Regions from separate parts of the Mus musculus genome. Here region 1 is linked to region 2. Evidence: chromatin loops called from intact Hi-C (ENCODE). Cell type or tissue: left cerebral cortex. All regions are shown on one strand. Links, peaks and the distances in the headings refer to the core of each region. The heading gives the core; the rest is flanking DNA. Region 1 has its middle 280 kb from the start of Hnf4g. Region 2 overlaps 2700069I18Rik (RIKEN cDNA 2700069I18 gene).

Region 1 (9,003 bases), core at 391-8,390, 1.4 Mb after region 2:
GGGACATCTTCTGGATATATGCCCAGGAGAGGTATTGCTGGCTTCCGGTAGTACTATGTCCAATTTCCTGAGGAACCGCCAGACTGATTTCCAGAGTGGTTGTACAAGCCTGCAATCCCACCAACAATGGAGGAGTGTTCCTCTTTCTCCACATCCTCGCCAGCATTTGCTGTCACCTGAATTTTTCATCTTAGCCATTCTGACTGGTGTGAGGTGGAATCTCAGGATTGTTTTGATTTGCATTTCCCTGATGATTAAGGATGCTGAACAATTTTTCAGTTGCTTCTCTACCATTCGGTATTCCTCGGGTGAGAAATCTTTGTTTAGTTCTGGGCCCCATTTTTAATGGGGTTATTTGATTTTATGGAGTCTACCTTCTTGAGTTCTTTATATATATTGGATATTAGTCCCCTGTCCGATTTGGGATAGATATAGACTAACAAACTGGCTACACAAACAAGACCCAACATTTTGCTGCTTACAGGAAACTCATCTCAGAGAAAAAGATAGACACTACCTCAGAATGAAAGGCTGGAAAACAATTTTCCAAGCAAATGGTATGAAGAAACAAGCTGGAGTAGCCATCCTAATATCTAATAAGATTGACTTCCAACCCAAAGTCATCAAAAAAGACAAGGAGGGGCTCTTCATTCTTATCAAAGGTAAAATCCTCCAAGAGGAACTCTCAATTCTGAATATCTATGCTCCAAATACAAGGGCAGCCACATTCATTAAAGAAACTTTAGTAAAGCTCAAAGCACACATTGCACCTCACACAATAATAGTGGGAGACTTCAACACACCACTTTCACCAATGGACAGATCATGGAAACAGAAACTAAACAGGGACACAGTGAAACTAACAGAAGTTATGAAACAAATGGATCTGACAGATATCTACAGAACATTTTATCCTAAAACAAAAGGATATACCTTCTTCTCAGCACCTCACAGGACCTTCTCCAAAATTGACCACATAATAGGTCACAAAACAGGCCTCAACAGATTCAAAAATATTGAAATTGTCCCATGCATCCTATCAGATCACCATGCACTAAGGCTGATCTTAAATAACAAAATAAATAATAGAAAGTCAACATTCACGTGGAAACTGAACAACAATCTTCTCAATGATACCTTGGTCAAGGAAGGAACAAAGAAAGAAATTAAGGACTTCTTAGAGTTCAATGAAAATGAAGCCACTTCATACCCAAACTTATGGGACACAATGAAAGCATTTCTAAGAGGAAAACTCATAGCTCTGAGTGCCTCCAAAAAGAAACTAGAGAGAGCATACATTAGCAGCTTGACAACACACCTAAAAGCTCTAGAACAAAAGGAAGCAAATTCACCCAAGAGGAATAGAAGGCAGGAAATAATCAAACTCAGGGGCGAAATCTTTCAATTGATTCTTAATTTAACAACTCATTACAAACTTCAGTAATGCTTGCTCAAAGCTTAAAAGTACATACCGGCTTTTGATAATTGTAGAACATATTATAGGACATATTAGAATACTGTCTCCATTATAAATTTGTTTAAGAAATTAACCTGTATTTTGTTATATATTTCATATATTTAATCCACACAAAATGACAATTATCATGAATCCACATGATTTGGGTCAATCTAGCAATATAACACAGTAAAAAGCAATCAGCTTGTTCTACGCCACACAAATAGCAAGGCCCAACAATGAAAGACATTTACTCTGAGGGAAAGACAGAACTAGTCAGTGGGATAGGATGTCATGAATAATAAACTCTCCGTCAATAATAATATTCCATGTTCCTAAGGCTCAGTTTACTGCATTAATAACGAGTGAGGTGATTTGGTTAGCTTCAGACCATAAATAGGTGCCATTGTTAATTTTAATTAATTAATGGTGATTGTGGACAATCTTGGGCTGAGCCTCGTCTTCAGATTTTGCATCTGGCTCTAAGAAGAAGGGAGTTGAAGGGAGGGTACAGTAGGTCATAGCTCACATCTTTCTTTTTTACCCCTGAGGGATTTTGTAGCTCTTTAGAAAAGAAAAAATATATAATAATGCTTTCAAATGCATCTTTTAATCCAATGAAAAGATAAATATAATATGATGTCATTTTAAACAACAATAATTTTACATACTAAAACTCAAAATTACTGCAGATGCCTTGGTGTTATAGTATGGCCAAGAAAAGGTTTTTATTTTCAGAAAATGGTTCAATCTGAAAAATGACATTTATCCCCATAAAAAATAGAGACATGGGCTGTGTATGGTCTGGAACTGCTTGTGACCCAGGAACCCTTGGAAAAGAAAGCCCAGATCTTAGTAAGCCATAAAGTCCCTCCTTGGAGCCTGAAATAAGTGAAGTGCAATAAGAGGGACAAGTTAGATTCTTAAATAGTACCCAGTTCTTACAACATGCAATTTGAATATATTACTATTTAATATATATATATTATATATGTATGCTTGTTTACAATATGAGTGCTTGATGACCACAGAGACTAGAATTGAGAATCAGGTTACCAAAACTGATTGATACTTATGAGACGTTATGTGGATGCTGAGAATTGACAAAGACCTCTGAAAAATAGTGAGTCCTCTTTAACTACTTGAGCCATCTCTCCAGCCCCAAATCTATCTTTATCAAGTAGTGTTAACTACTGCCACAAACGTTTTGATGTAGTTGTCTTCAGTCATTTGTTTGCCTCTTAACATTATTTTTAAGGTGAAAATTTTATTTAGGATTTGTAGGTTTGTTGATGTTGTGGCTTAGGTTCTTGGGGCTGATGAATAGTTCGTGGTGAACAAGGCCACCTGGTGCAGACTTCAGTTTTCACCTGTCTTGGTGTGAGCACCAACTAGATCCCTTGGAAGCAAGTTCGGTGGTAGATATTAGTGTGAATGATCCTTATCTGAGGATGTCCAGGGGATCACTCCAGGGACAGGAAAATTGGGAGAGAGATCCCTGGATTAGCTGAACTGTGACAAACTTTTGCTCATCCATGTTCTAAGACAAAATTAAAGAAGTTGTCTCAGGTTGAGGTCAAGTTTTCTCCATGATATTCACTGGGTGTGGGTCTCCTCAGCAAAAGAACTTGATGTTGGACTGAGAGACACAAACTCTGAGGGGATGGCCTAGTAGGCCATCAATGGGAGGAGAGGCCCTTGGTCTTGTGAAGATTATATGCCCCAGTACAGGGGAATGTCAGGGCTAGGAAGCAGGTGTGGGTGGGTTATGGAGCAGACTAGGGGGAGGGAATAGGGGACTTTTGGGATAGCATTTAAAATATATATGAAGAAAATATCTAATAAAAAAAGAACAATACTTTGGGACCAAAAACATCTGTTGAGCAGAAACCATTTCCTTAGGAGTGTGATGGAAGCTGGTGTAAATCTCAGGTGGTATTTACAGAAAGTCTGAAGGGGGTTGGGATCATATACCTCAGTATTCACCATCTTGAGTTGAGAGTGAGAACTGTCTAATGATGTAATAACCTCAAACTGACTAGCTAGAAGTTTGGATTTTACTAGCAAATCTATATATTATTTTTTACAACTTTTCTACCAGAATGTTTATATGCAATACAGCAAAGCCAAACTACCAAACCATATATCCATTTTCAGAAAATCCTAAGATAGGGCTATACCAGTCATTGCTCAGTTTTCCCGACACAGAGAAAACAATGAATTATATTGGCCCACACTGCTGCATGTCAGGGGAGTCTTATGAACTAAAATTTATCTGCACTTATCTTTGCAGTCTTAGTCCTACTAGAAGACTGTCTGGAAAAGAAGAAGAAGAAGAAGAAGAAGAAGAAGAAGAAGAAGAAGAAGAAGAAGAGGAGGAGGAGGAGGAGGAGGAGGAGGAGGAGGAGGAGGAGGAGGAGGAGGAGGAGGAGGAGGAGGAAGTAGTCTGTCTGAGTATTTAAGAATGTATTTAATGAAATCTGCATCCCTGCTCCAGCAACAGCATTTTGTAACATGTAGTAAGATAGATACACTCTACCAAGGTCCTTATTGCTCATCTCATTTTCATATCAACTTGGTAAGCACATGTCAACTTTTCTTTCTTTCAGATATTGCCCATAGCCAAGTTGGCAGTGATCAATGGAAGCCATTTCTGTTCAGTCTAATATGTACAATAGTGTAAAGACTCAATATGTTTAGCAAGCATGCAGATCACATAAGGACTTAGTTATTGGTTCCAACAAACACACACACACACACACACACACACACACACACACACACACATACCCTCCATTAAAGATACAGAATTTGAAAAAAATGCACCATGTTAATGCACAAGTGTACTGGTGTTTATTGTTTGTCTTTTTAGGACACCTTAAAATATGTAGTAAAAAATCCCCATGGTATTAAAAATTTATAAAGTAAAATATTTCAGGAAAAAATCCTCTGCTTACTGCTATTTGCACTAAAAAGGCAAAATGTTTATGAATTTCAATAAATGTGACCATTTGAATCATATTTATTGCCATACATTTAAATCTACATTTTAACTATTTGAGATACTACTGACTATATAAATAAATGTAATATTGAGTCAACCACTGGCATTTTTAGTTTTCAACTGTATTCTTATTTGTCTACCTGTAGAAAATTACATGCAGATACAACACGTTTCTAGTTCTTCAATTCAAATCTAATAGTGCCACCTATTGCTGTAAAGTTAAAGTACCCATAGCTGCTTTTTCCTTAGTATTTGATACAGTTCTTTTATTTTCTGACTGCAATGGTTCTTCTAAGATTTTATAGTGATTAATATGCAATTTTAGATTAAAAGTTTTCAAATACTTATTAAAAGTTAAAATATACATTTCGAGTCACCATAAAAATAATTTAAGCTTACATTTTAATTTTTATCTTTGAAAAACCACATTATGAAATAGTAAGAACTAAATTATAATTAAATTACATTTTTAACACTATCTAGCATCAATAAATATAGCTTAATTTCATCTGTGGCAAATTTAAAAAATTTATTGGAATACATAAATTAAATTTTCCTTGCTGTAGTAAAAACTGTAAATTTCTCTAAGAAACTGATCAGTCCCTTAATTTGGATTTACATTAGAATATATTGCAACAGGATGCATACTTTCTATCTGTTTATATTTTGGTATAAGAATACAAAGAAGACTGTACACATATGCTTATATGAACTTAAAGCACTTTATTCATATACTAATATCAATACCCTTTTTACACAAAATATTATTCTGATTTTTCTACACTAACCAAATGTTCATGTATATGAATAAAGCATATATTTGATCAACAAAATTTTAAAACCTTATTTTGTATTTACAGATTCACAGTTTTATAAGGTAGTATACTCTTATCTTTTTACTAGATATTAAAAGTTGCTTATGGTTTTATGTAATAGGCTGCTACAAATACTAAGAAATGTTCCTGTCATTTCTAGTGCTAAAGTCCCCAACAAAGTCAGATAAAAGAAATACAGAACCACTCCTATCTTTCCCAAAGGACCATGGCATAAAATGGCAATTACAAAATTTTAAAGATACTATAGCTGAACAAAAAAATAGGTGAGGTTTTAAAACACATGATATTCATAGTACAATCATTACAGATAGTAATATCAATCATGTATTTGTTACTATTATATGGATTATGTGGTATTTGAAATTAAATTTTCTATTCAGCTTGTGTAGAATATTTGTAATTCAAAGATAAAATTTATTTAAATCTCTCAATTACATTTTTTGTCTTGCATTAAATTACACTGAATTGTCTTTGGTATTGTACTTATATAAGATATAATCGTATTTTAGATTACCTCAAATATTGCATTTTAAACTCAAAGAATTAGAAAGGTTTCAAAATGTCTGAATATGCTAAAGGGTTTAAACTCACTGACTGACTATTGTCTGGATAGCTGGTCATATAAATGTATTCAATATTTGTGAAGTATGGTCAATCATATTGCTAGAAGAATTCAGAATGAATCTTTTTCTGAATTGTCACATGCTTTGCACTGGAAAGGAAGTATAATATAATAAAGTGTCTTACAGACTCAAGATTCATGGCATTACCTATAATCTCTAGGACCATCTTTGGCACATAATTCCTAGTAAACAACTGTTTGCTAGGAGAATTTAAGAATATACACAATTGGTGGGTGGCTTTTTAAAATACCAAAGCTATTTCTGTTCATTTCTCTAAATATGATTGTCCTTCCTGAGCTCAAATGGCTATTTCGAAGAAATTCTATTCAAGTATGATTCTTCTCACAAGTGGGCTAACTGAAATACATAAGACAATATATATTTCAAAGGAAAAAGAAAAACAAATGCAAGTGGCCTGATAATTGTCTCATGTGATGGCGAAATCTGGGCTACACAATGCTAATTTCTAACCTAACACCATGATAGCAATCACAGCCATCACAGGGATGGAATAAAGAGAGCAATCTAACATTCAGTTCTAGGAGTTTCTCATCAGTGACTGGCAGGCTGCCATGAAAGCTTACAGTAATCCCATTGGACAGCCCTGGTTGATGAAGCCTAGGAACAGGCCGCAGAATGTGAGGAGCTCACAGCTGCTAGAATTTGTCCATAATTTAAAGCTATATGAGAAGAGAGTTTCTCTCTTTCTGGTACAGGTTCTTCAACTCACTCTTCTGCTCACTCTTTCCACTATAGTAGCAGTCCATTGAGATTCGAGGATCCTCTTACCTGAACATGGAGAATCTGTGCTACATATAAGCACTGATGAATTCAAGGTCTTCCTTCCTCAGTTTCTCCTTTTAGTTTTTAAGAAAAATCTGAAAACATCTTGGTCCATCCTCTTTATTTCTATATTAAATAGATGAATAATAAATGAAGTTATCTGTCTAATTGTATGTTGATACTCTCTCCTAAAATCTGTTCCATTTTTACAATTTTTGAACACTTAATTTTGACTAAAGACTGTAGTGAGACAAAAATATCTTTGTTTAACATACACATCTCTTCAAAATCTGAGAGTTATTTTGTGTTCTGTTGATTTTGACTCTCATGATGGCCAAGGACACAGGCTACATGGAGACTTCATAGAAAACCACCAGGAAACTACTCTCTTGAGCTCTCCTCAATCCAAGATCCACTATACAGACAGACTTTGTTGATTCAGTCCAGAGGCATATGCCTATGTGGAAAAAGATCAAAGAGTGTCTGCACCACGCACCTCTCTCTTTTTTTTTTAATTTTTAATTTTTTATTTTTTATTAGATATTTTCTTTATTTACACCATGTACCTCTCTTATCTTCAATATACTACCCCTTTCACTTTAAATATTTGCCTTACCTGAACATGCTCTGTGGAATTTTATTTATTTTCCAAATACTCCAAGAAAAGAACTATTTCCAGAGGTATCCAACCACCATCACCTGGTAGTTTCCAATTCAGGCTTTAGTTCAGATAAAAAGGCAAGACAAAGGATTGTTTATTTCCTATAACATTTTGCAAAAGTAACTTGGTTTCTTCAGAGTGTATCTAATTAACACACACACATACACACACACACACACACACACACACACACACACACACACACACATATATATATATATATATATATAGAGAGAGAGAGAGAGACAGAGAGAGACAGAGACAGAGACAGAGTGACAGAGAAACAGAGAGACAGAGACAGAGAGAAACAGAGAGAGACAGAAGACAGAGACAGATACGAGACAGAGAGACAGAAAGAAGGAGGGAGGGAGGGAGGGGGAGAGAGAGAGAGAGAGAGAGAGAGAGAGAGAGAGAGAGAGAGAGCACAAAGGAGCTTTGTAAGGGGATTAGCTCATGGAAGTTGAGGAGGTCTAGCATAGGTCATCTGTGATCTGTGTTCAAATTGAGCTCTTGTGCTAGTAGTAGTAGAAGTAGACTTCAGATCAAGTCTAGAAGCCTCCAAAAAGGAGGAAAAAGTTTCTATAGCCCTTGTCCAGTAGGCTTCCAAGTGTGATACAAGTATGAGAGCTGAAGAGCTGAAAGATAGAAAGTATAATTTTTATATCTAAATTAAAGAGACAGCATTCTGACTCTTGAATCAGGCCAAGAATCTTCTATACAACCACTATTTTTCGGCTTCAGAAGTAGTCATGATCTCCAGGATATCACAGTGAACCAGACAAATAAATATTAAAAACTCTGTTTTAACCTTCCTTATTTTGAATTATGATTGGGGCTATAGGTGGTTTTTTTTTGTTTGTTTTTGTTTGTTTGGGGGGTTTTTGTTTGTTTTTGGGGTTTTTATTTTGTTTTGTTTTGTTATCAAATAGAATGAAATGCCTGAGGAAACTAATTTTAGATGGGAAAAGGTTTACTCTGATCCATATCTCAGAATTTTTTATCAAATGCCTGCTAGTTCCAAGCCTTTCACCTTTGAAGAATACAGCACATAATCAATAGACACTCAATAGAGGCAACAGGAAGAATCTATAGTCATGAGTCAGGATACAGTGGCCATAAGAGAGAGAGAAAGAGAGGGAGAAGGGAGCAAGAGCTACAAAGTTCTCTAATGGTCTGAACCCAGTGACCTCGGGTGAAACCTCACCTTTCACGGGTCTAGGAGTGTATCACTGTTCCCACTGTTATCACCTTAGTACTAACCCTTTAACATATAGACCATTAGTGAGCACTCAGTATTCACACTATTGTCATATCCTACATCATTTACTCAATATTGAATGTACAATATATTCATATGGTTGTGTGAGAATATTTTTTTTATTTTTATTTAAATATTTTTTAATTAGATATTTTCTTTATTTACATTTTAAATGTTATCCCCATTCCCAGTTTCCTCTCCAAAAACCCCCTATCTCCTCCTCCCTCCCCCTGCTTGCCAACCCACCCACTCCTGCTTCCTGGCCCTAGCATTTTCCTATACTGGGGCATAGAACCTTCACAAGACCAAGTGCCTCTCCTCCCATTGATGGCCGACTAGGTCATCTTCTGCTAAATATGCAACTAGAGACATGAGTCCCACC
Region 2 (8,829 bases), core at 830-8,829:
TATCAATAATATTAATGTCATTAATATCAAACCCAGCAAATGTCAACAAAATTATTTAAACATTTTTGTGGCTAGTGATCCCAACACCATTACCCCTCCTCTCTTTCTTGCAAACTATAGCTCCCTCGCTCTCTTCTCTCTCTCTCTCTCCCTCTCCCTCTCCCTCTCCCTCTCCCTCCCTCTCTCTCTCTCTCTCTCTCTCTCTCTCTCTCTCTCTCTCTCTCTCTCTGTGTGTGTGTGTGTGTGTGTCTGTGTGTGTGTGTTGGGTAGAGAGGGCAGTTATTGAATTCTAAGGAAACAAAAGCAGAACAGATTGAGGTCCTTTGCCCACTTTTGCAATCCCTTCTGTGCCTGGACTGTTGCCCTCCAAAAGCTTGTGTGTTTGTGTGTATTTTGTTTTTAATCATCTCTCCCCGTTCTTCTTTTACCGCTTTCCTAAGAAGAGAGGCTGGGGGTGAGGTCGGGGGTTAATGGGCTCAGGCGAAGGGGCAGAGAACACTAGCATAGAGTCAAGAGTCTCCTCCAGGGCTTGGCCTCAGAGCACACTGCCAGCGCTAGAAGAGCTGTTGGCAGGATCCTTGGCTGGTCTGCGCTGGGTGGGTCGCCAGCAGGGATGCGTCGACCAGGGCGAACCCAAGCCCTGCCTGCAGGCTGCTTCGGAGCAGGGGAGGAACACAGCCTCCCGCCTGGGCCAAGGAAGATTTCACTCTAGGCGGATCGACTGAGAATCCCCCAGCTTGTCCCCTCTGCAGAGCCCTGCCCCTGCACCTTGGACCCTGATTTCAAATCCACTCACAAGCAGTGTCTCAAGGTACTTAAACTCCACCAACCTGCCGCCACTCTAAAGGAGCGCTGCCTACTTTATTTTTCAAAGTGAAAGGAGAACTTTTTATTTTATTTTATTTTTTAGTTTTTCCTCATGCACGGAGAACTTTCGCTAGTTACCCTAGCGGAGCTCAATTCTCTCCTACCACTAGAACCTTGCCAGAGTCTTTAACTGTTGGCGAACCCCAAGGCTACATCAAGTGTTTAGGTGTTGAGTGTTGAAGATGAGGGACAATTAACATTGAAACAAAAGGTAACTTCTACTTCTAGACTTTTTTCCTTGGAGCAGTTTATTTCACAAATCCACGCTGAGGACACTCTGGGCTTTCCAAACCGGATAAAGAGTCGCCAGCTGTCCTTTCTTCCAGTCTGCCCTCCCCTCACCAAGTCGCTAATAATGCCCCACCTCCCTCTCCCCGGCATCCTCCAGTTCAAGAACAACTCCAGCCCAAGGGTAAGGTTCCCAGTCTTTTGACCGGGTTTCTGGGCTCTATAGATAAGCTCTGTTTGAAACAAGGTATTACAAGATTTCAGCATTAGGATCTCTTTAGAGCAAAGCAGACACTTTCAGATCCTTAACCGCCCCCCTCCTTCCTCTTTTTTGTTGAATCTTCTCCACCCAGGGGCCATTTAACAAAGGCAGTCTGTTAACTAACATTTTTGTTTAACTCAGCAGCTCATTCCAATCCACTTAAAACTTGATACCAAAGACTGCTCTCTCTCTCTCTCTCTCTCTCTCTCTCTCTCTCTCTCTCTCTCTCTCTCTCTCTCCCGTGTGTGTGTGTGTGTGTGTGTGTAGGGATATGAGGATTTGCATAGGTCAGGAGGAAATGGGACATTGATTGAAAATGAACGGAAAAGTACAGGGCTTGCTTGGGAAGGTGTCTCAAGCACAGATTTACAGTGAGATAATTCAAAAGGTGTGTGTGTCTGTCCAAACCTTATTATGAACAAAGTGTGTTTCCTGGAGCAGTAACAAAGGTGTGTGTGTGTGTGTGTTTGTGTGTGTGTGTGCACGCAAGCGCGAGCGTCTGCCCGTATGTGTTACAATATGAGTTAACGTGGAGAAGCAACATACCATCTTTGATATGAGAGGTAAACGCAGTGGCATTCAAAGGGGAGAGAGCATGTTAAGCCTCTCTGTATGTGTGTAGTATTTGTGGACACTTGAATCCCTTTCTGATTTCCTCTAGACTGGTTCTTATCTCCTTTATACTATTATTTATTTACTTACATATTTATTTACTTATTTATCTTAAAATAACACTCATGCTCCAAGGTCTCTGCTCTAAACCTTTATAGATTTTTCTCTTTCTGGAGAAACTTTAGGCTTTTATTTCAGAGGCAATCTACTTTAGACCTTTTCTCTGGAGGCTCTGACCTTTGGGGTGGGAAAGCTCATTATGTAAACTCAGACACAGTTAAAGTTAAGAATGGGAAAGGAAGGAGGAGCTACACAGGGTGCCACGGGAGGGAGAAGAATTAAGGGAGAGAAGAAAAAAAAGGGGGGGGAGGGAGTCAGAGCCCTCTGGCCTCCTGGAGGTCAGAGCTCAGATAGTACAGTGACCTCTTTTCCCTCTGGGCATCAAGCCCAGTGTTTATAAACAAAATCAGACGGGGACTCTTCCCAAACAATAGCAGTTGACTAACTTCACAAGCTCTTCAACATCGCTTATTGCAATTAAGGAGGACTTCTTATCACCACTACCACCCACAAAGCACACAAGCCCAGGATCACAAGCCCATTCTCCTCTAACATATGGAGCTATTAGTCTGGGGAGAAGCTCCAACGGAACAATCCAGATGTGAAAAGATAGAGATGGAAAACAAACAAACAAAACAAAAAACAAAAACAAAAACAAAAACAAAGAAAAAAACAGGAGAGAAAGAAATAACTGATCGTGGAATAGAAGACAAAATTGTGATCTTTTAAAATCATGTCAATAAACTTCTATAGAAATGGTATTCTGAGCTGGCTACCAAATAAAAGCATTTTAAAACATGACACTACATTTATCTAAACATTCACTTTAAGACAATAGTACAGATATACTGGTTAAGGAAAAGCCAGCACCATTGTAGGGAATGTCCTCAAATATGAGGCACAAAAGCTCCATTGAATTCTATCACAAACAGCCTATCTGATTTAAGTTCCCAAATATATAATTAAGTCCACATTTAATTACAAAGACAACCAGCAGAGACCAAATTGATTAACTATTTTTAAACAAAATGTCGTCAGGGTACACAAATGATAGCTTCACATTAGATTATAAGCAAAACTGCATTTTAGGGATAAACAGCAATGTGGAAAAGGCACAGTGCATTAAATTATTTTCAAACTTTTGTTTTAAAGAATTATCAGTTAACGTGTAAGAGAAAAGGTTAAATGAAATACCTCAGAGCAAAAGATCATCCCCTTCTCTTCTTCTATCAGTCCCCCGCTAAAGCATATGGAAAATGTTTTCAAAATGCCCAGATTTGGCACATTGTCATTGCAAGGAGAGGAGCGCAGTGATGCTTTTAGAGAAAATGGGAAATAAATTCAGGATTGGGTCCTGCCTCCTTCAGTGCGGATTTATCTAAGTTTAATTTAATATCCCATAATCACTGAATGATTGGTATCATTCACCAAGATTTTAAAGGTCTTTATTTAAATACCTCTGGCAGAAAGAGAATGAAATTTAAACCATTGCTTATTTTTTGTGTGTATTTTTTAATTTGGTGAACCTCAAGTGGGAACTTCTTACAATAAAAGGGAAAACGATGAAGCTTTTTTTTTTAAAGAGAGACTGTTAAAGGAAAACATTAGCTTTATTAAAATCATTCTGAACGTAAAATCAAAAAGCACAAAATGGTTGTTTGTAAAACACTAAACCTTTAATCGATTTTATTGGCATTCCGATCGATTAGATAAACGGAAATCTATAGCAAACATCAAAGCATTTTCTCTATCTCATTTATAAACAAAACTTTTCTTTTCAGTAGAAGAAATGATTATCAAACGACTAACAGGAAATTCTTCAGATATCAAATTACGATAATAAAATTATTTCCACATGGAAGGGGGTAATGACAATGATGATAGTAATTACAATAATGAATAATTCAACAACCCTTTGACTTGTCTAGAAAAACCTCGGGCAGAAACGGCGTTTGAAAAGGGGCTACTTTAAAATAAATACTTTCCTTATTTTTAAAGGTAGATTTCAGAGACAACTCAAGGGGTCTTGCTTAATGGTGCCTGCCAGACTAGTGTAATTTTCCGGTAGATGCAGACCAGTAGGTTTCTTTGCCGGCGTTTTCCTCCAAACTGAGTAACTTCTGATTAGCAAAAATTAATATGCAAATAAAAGTGACTACTACTAGGTTTACAAAGTTGAGGCTGGAGTTGTCGTCTCCTCATTTTAAAATATGAATCCCGGATTACATAGGAAAACAAAGACGAAAATCCCCCAACCTAGGATGAGGAAAAAAACGATTTATTTGGAAATGTCAGATTTGCTGTCGCTAAGAGCTTAGGACATTCTAGCTGCGGGCAGGGCAAGTGTTGCTGCAAAGGCTTTGTGTTTGTTTGCTAAAGAGGATCAATGAAAGAAAGTGGCCATAAAGTAGTTAGTGAGGCATATGTTTGGGACTTGCGACTCTGGAGACCCTCAGCTGGTCCTTCCCGGAAAGTCCCCGAGTCGCTGGGAGAGGGGCGCCGAGCTAGGACATATGGCTTGAGCGCTTCTCACCCTTCCCTGGAACTCTGACCCACCCACTGTCACCTTCATCTTCTGCCCACGGCATACAGTGTAGGACCATGGCTTCTGCCTGGAGTCCTTCCAGTTGACTTAGGCTGCCTTTTCATCCTCGCACTCAGCTGCTTGCACCTTCGCCATAGTTCCTACTCACAGCAAGTCACTTCCTCCCTCAGTATGCTCGGAGCCTAAACTAAACCTCTGTTTCCATTCTACTGGAATCCCACTGGTGCTGAGCCCCTCCGGTGAATCTGGACAAGTCTCCACTGTTCCTCCCCTCCCCCACCTCTCTCCTGCCATTTATTTGGCAACTGGGGTCTTCTTACCCTCGTACTTCAAACCTCTCCTCCAGACATTCCAGAGAGTTCTCATCACACCAGAATGTGCTCTCCTCCTCTTCCTCCTCCTCCCCTTGGGTTAGGGAGTGAGAGGGGGGGATTTCAAGTTGAACTCCCAGGGGTTTTACTCTATTCTTTTAGCAGCTTTACTTTCCCTTTTCTTCTTTGCGTAACCTTCACCTAACTCCTAATTTATAACAGAAGCGAGCTCTTTCCTCTGCAGCCCGCAGTTTACAGTTTCCGTCTGGGGATTGCACACGGAGCGTGCTCCTGGATTCCCAGTCTCTGCCCCTGACTCCTTGCACCTGATGGCCAACTAACCGCCCTTTCTGTTCTTGAAATGAGTGCCTGACTGAGATTTAAAGTTCTCTGAAAAGCGTCTCTTTGTCAACTGACCGCACTGCGGGAATGAAGGCTTGGATGTAGAGGGATGGGCAACAGAACCTTTTAAAACACCTTTTACCTCACTCTGAATTCTTCCACCCTATCCGGCTGTGATTGTGAATAGCGAATTATGGAATATTTTTCTTCTTGGCACGTGCAGTGTGCCAAGAGTTATTCCCTAGTGGTCTCCCACCCTCCCTTGTGTCTTTTGGTTTGCGAAGGTCACTGTTTCACCAGGCCACCCTTTCTATTCTTTCCCTCACTGTGAGCCCTGAGAGGGAGAGCAGGCTAAAGTCCTCGTCCCTTTTCTTCTTCTAGCTGATGCAGCTGCCTCAGAAAATCGCTGTGGCCGCTGCCTCTTCCCGCTTTAATCCCAGACCTCCAGTCATTGGGCAGCCCCTTGGAGGCAAGAAGTCAACACCATGGCAACCCGACAAGCCTATCAAATCACCGGCTGACGTGACAGCGGCAACAGCAGCAGGGAAGAATGTGCGGAAAAGCCGAGTGGCCACTGCACTCACACACATGGGCTCGCAGTGGACAGCCACTGCGGCCTCCATGTCAGACTACGTGTGTGCATATCTGTTTATTGCCTTACCATACGACTTAGTTCTGAAGAGGGAAAGGAGAACTAGAGATCCATGCAGCTCAAATGAGTCCCAGTTCTGTAAATTATAAACCAAAGCTATCTGCTTTCGGCTTCAGTAGTCCACAAACGAAATCCCAGTAGCTTCAGAGATGTTTAAGACTTATCCCAAAGCCTACGGTTTCTTTGCCAAGTCTGTCATTTGCTTAAGCAACACAAATGAAGCATTTTGCTTTCCAGGTCCAAAAGGATAACAATGTTATGATAAGAAATTACTATTATCTGTCAGTGTTATGTGAAATGTGACTCAACACTAATACTTGGGAACGCCCTAAACTTCAGTTTAAACTGTCTTTTTCTTTTCATATATTGTGTTTTGGTCTGTTGCATAAGTTCTAGATCTTTTTTCCATAAAGAGAAAAAGCAGAGGAGACCAAAAAAAAAAAAAAAAAATGCTTCTTCCAGCCCTACCTGGTCTTTGTATCCCTTCCCCCTTCTTGAAGAGTCTGCTAATTAACCAAATGGAAAGAAAACATTTTATTAGCATTGAAGAGCATTGTCTAATATGGAGCAGATTGGAACTATATTGTTCACTGACAAACTGTAAACTAAGACAGGCTTTTCTTTTTTGAGAAATAAGCATAACCTTCCTTTTTAATTTAAACTTCCCCTCTGCCCCCTGAAGCCATTGGCAGTGATTTGTATAAGAATCTATAAGGTTGCCATGGGGTACCTGTTCCCCAAGCATCTCTAACTTTGTCACTGTTTTCAAAGTTTTCCTGTTGAAATTGGATAGAATAGAGAATCCATTTACTAATAAAGCTCATGGGTCTTATTGAGGGAACTTTGTATGGATTCTAAAAGTTTAAGTTCACTTAAGTGGCATGTAAACAGTATGCACAGAAACAGTACATTAAATAAGCAACTTTAAAAACATTTTATTTAACTTTTTAATAAAAGCTTCTGGTGTGTGAGACTTTAAATTTTATTTGGCATAAATAAAATACTGGAGAACTGGAAAGACTGAAAGACAGCAGTTGCCAGATGAAGAAAAGCAGGACAGAGGGCCAAGTTTTGAGCCTTAGAAAATTCAATGAGATCTTGAGTTGGGTTTTCTTACTTGCCCTATATTTTGTTATTGATGAATATCTCTAGTAAAATATCACAGTTACACAATATAGATAATTAAGGATCAAAACAGGCATAAAGTCTCCTGGAAAACAACCCAGGATATGCTAAAAGACAACTTTCAGGGATAACACGGTCTTCTCTAAACTGGAATGCTGAGAATGTTCAGATAACATTATCTTGTACAAATCTGATCTGTGAATATCTGCGAAAAACCACAGAATTGAAATTTGGTTTCAATCTAAATGGATACCATTGTCTTCAAATCTATATGGCTAAATCACCTTATTCTTGAATACTTACAGTGTGAATACATGAGGAAATAGCTTGCCATACTTTAAAAGAACTTTATTTGCGTATCTTGTTTTCTTGTAAAGCAAAGCCCATAAAAAGAAAAAGTTTTAAAAATAAGTATAATGTTCAAAAATACTTCAATGTATTTTGGATTCTGTAAAAGTATGAGTAAATGCTCATGCTCACAGAATAAATATTAAATGCTAAGATTTCGTTGTTCTGCTTAAAGCTATATTAAAGTTACTGGAAAACTTTAAATACCTTAGGATCTTTATTTGCATATGTGCATACATAGTATTCAAGTGAAGGGCATGTATTACATTGACACTAAAATGTGCAATTATATGTACATCATTTGTAATTGCTAGAAAACTTAAAGAGGTAAAATTAATCACTTAATACCTTTAAGCTGAAATGTCCAGGAATTTAATAGTTCTTTTGAATTTTTGATGTATTGACATTAAATGCTTTTTTGTTACAAACTTTTCATTTATGAATGATAGAATTTTAAAGAATCTTGCATATATAAAGCATTTATTTCTAGACAGACAATTTTACTGTCTCCTTTAAAACATCACCCTTATAGATCATACAAAATAATGGATGATTAGGAGTCCACCTGAATGCTATACAGATATATATGTATCTGAGTGCTATATAGCTAGCTCTAAATGCAGATCTTTACACTCAGCAAAGTCTCTTGTTCCCTTAGTGTTTTCAGTATGTACACTCTGCTAATGAATAAAACAAGGAATTAAAGTCAGTTTAAATGCTACACCTAAAAAAAATGCAAGAACACATCAGTCATTTTCAGCTGGATGAATACTATCTCCATAGAGTCCATTCTTGACCTTACCTAAGTAAGTATTTTAACTTAACGTATGAGACACACCTAGAGGGGTAATACATTGCACTTAATAGGAAGACAGTTAATAACCTTTACTCCCCCTCATGCACTATCAATCATGGCTGTCACCAGTCTGCTGAATCAAAGCAAAAGTGTTCTTCACAGATGACTGATTAGAAACTCAAAATCAGAAGATCCATCTTCATGGTCACTTTTATTATAGTCATTTTTAAACTGACAGCAACCTGCTCAGTTTCAGCACACTGGGCATCACAAATAGTGTCACTCAGCGCAGCTAAGCATGAGAAAAGGTTGGTTGGATTATACTTAAAAATAATTAGGCCGTCGACCCTTTGTGGCCTAGAAAAAAGGTAGTCTTCTCCTAGCCTCTTTCTCCCTCCCTCCCATAACTGCTTTAAAGTATATTGAGTCATAGTTTATGATTATGTTTTCTTGTAAATTAGGAATTAGGAATTGGGAAGCAAATAGATCTAGTTGAGAGGTGCAGAGAACTTTTTGTCTAGACCTTCTTAATTTCATGGCAGTACCACTTTTGTCCTCAGAATTTTTGTATGCTTCTTTGCATAATTAAATGTGTGTGTGTGTCTGTATGCATGTAAATGTGTGTGTATCCGTATTATGGACTGCACACAATTAGTGCATTCTGCAATTCAGGTTGTCAGA

What was found. A loop is a pair of places that touch in the nucleus more often than their neighbours do. Peaks named below come from ENCODE experiments on the same cell type or tissue, not always from the same donor. Only the 100,000 strongest peaks of a DNase experiment are listed, where the experiment ranks them.
Region 1: a loop joins it to region 2, with 3 times the contacts of the local background. A loop is called at or near these places in 2 of 42 quality-filtered maps.

What each region holds. Positions count from the first base shown.
Region 1 is chr3:3,781,894-3,790,896 of GRCm38, reverse strand. No RefSeq gene overlaps it. Among named protein-coding and RNA genes, the nearest start is that of Hnf4g, 280 kb to the right of the region's middle. In left cerebral cortex, for the core only: a CTCF peak has its summit at 4,683; DNase peaks (open chromatin) are centred at 4,663 and 6,466.
Region 2 is chr3:5,207,296-5,216,124 of GRCm38, reverse strand. All of the region lies in intron 1 of 2700069I18Rik (RIKEN cDNA 2700069I18 gene), which reads left to right. Among named protein-coding and RNA genes, the nearest start is that of Zfhx4, 6.8 kb to the left of the region's middle. In left cerebral cortex, for the core only: no CTCF peak of the experiment used is centred there; DNase peaks (open chromatin) are centred at 4,709, 5,396 and 5,696; H3K4me3 peaks cover 746 bases; H3K27ac peaks cover 251 bases.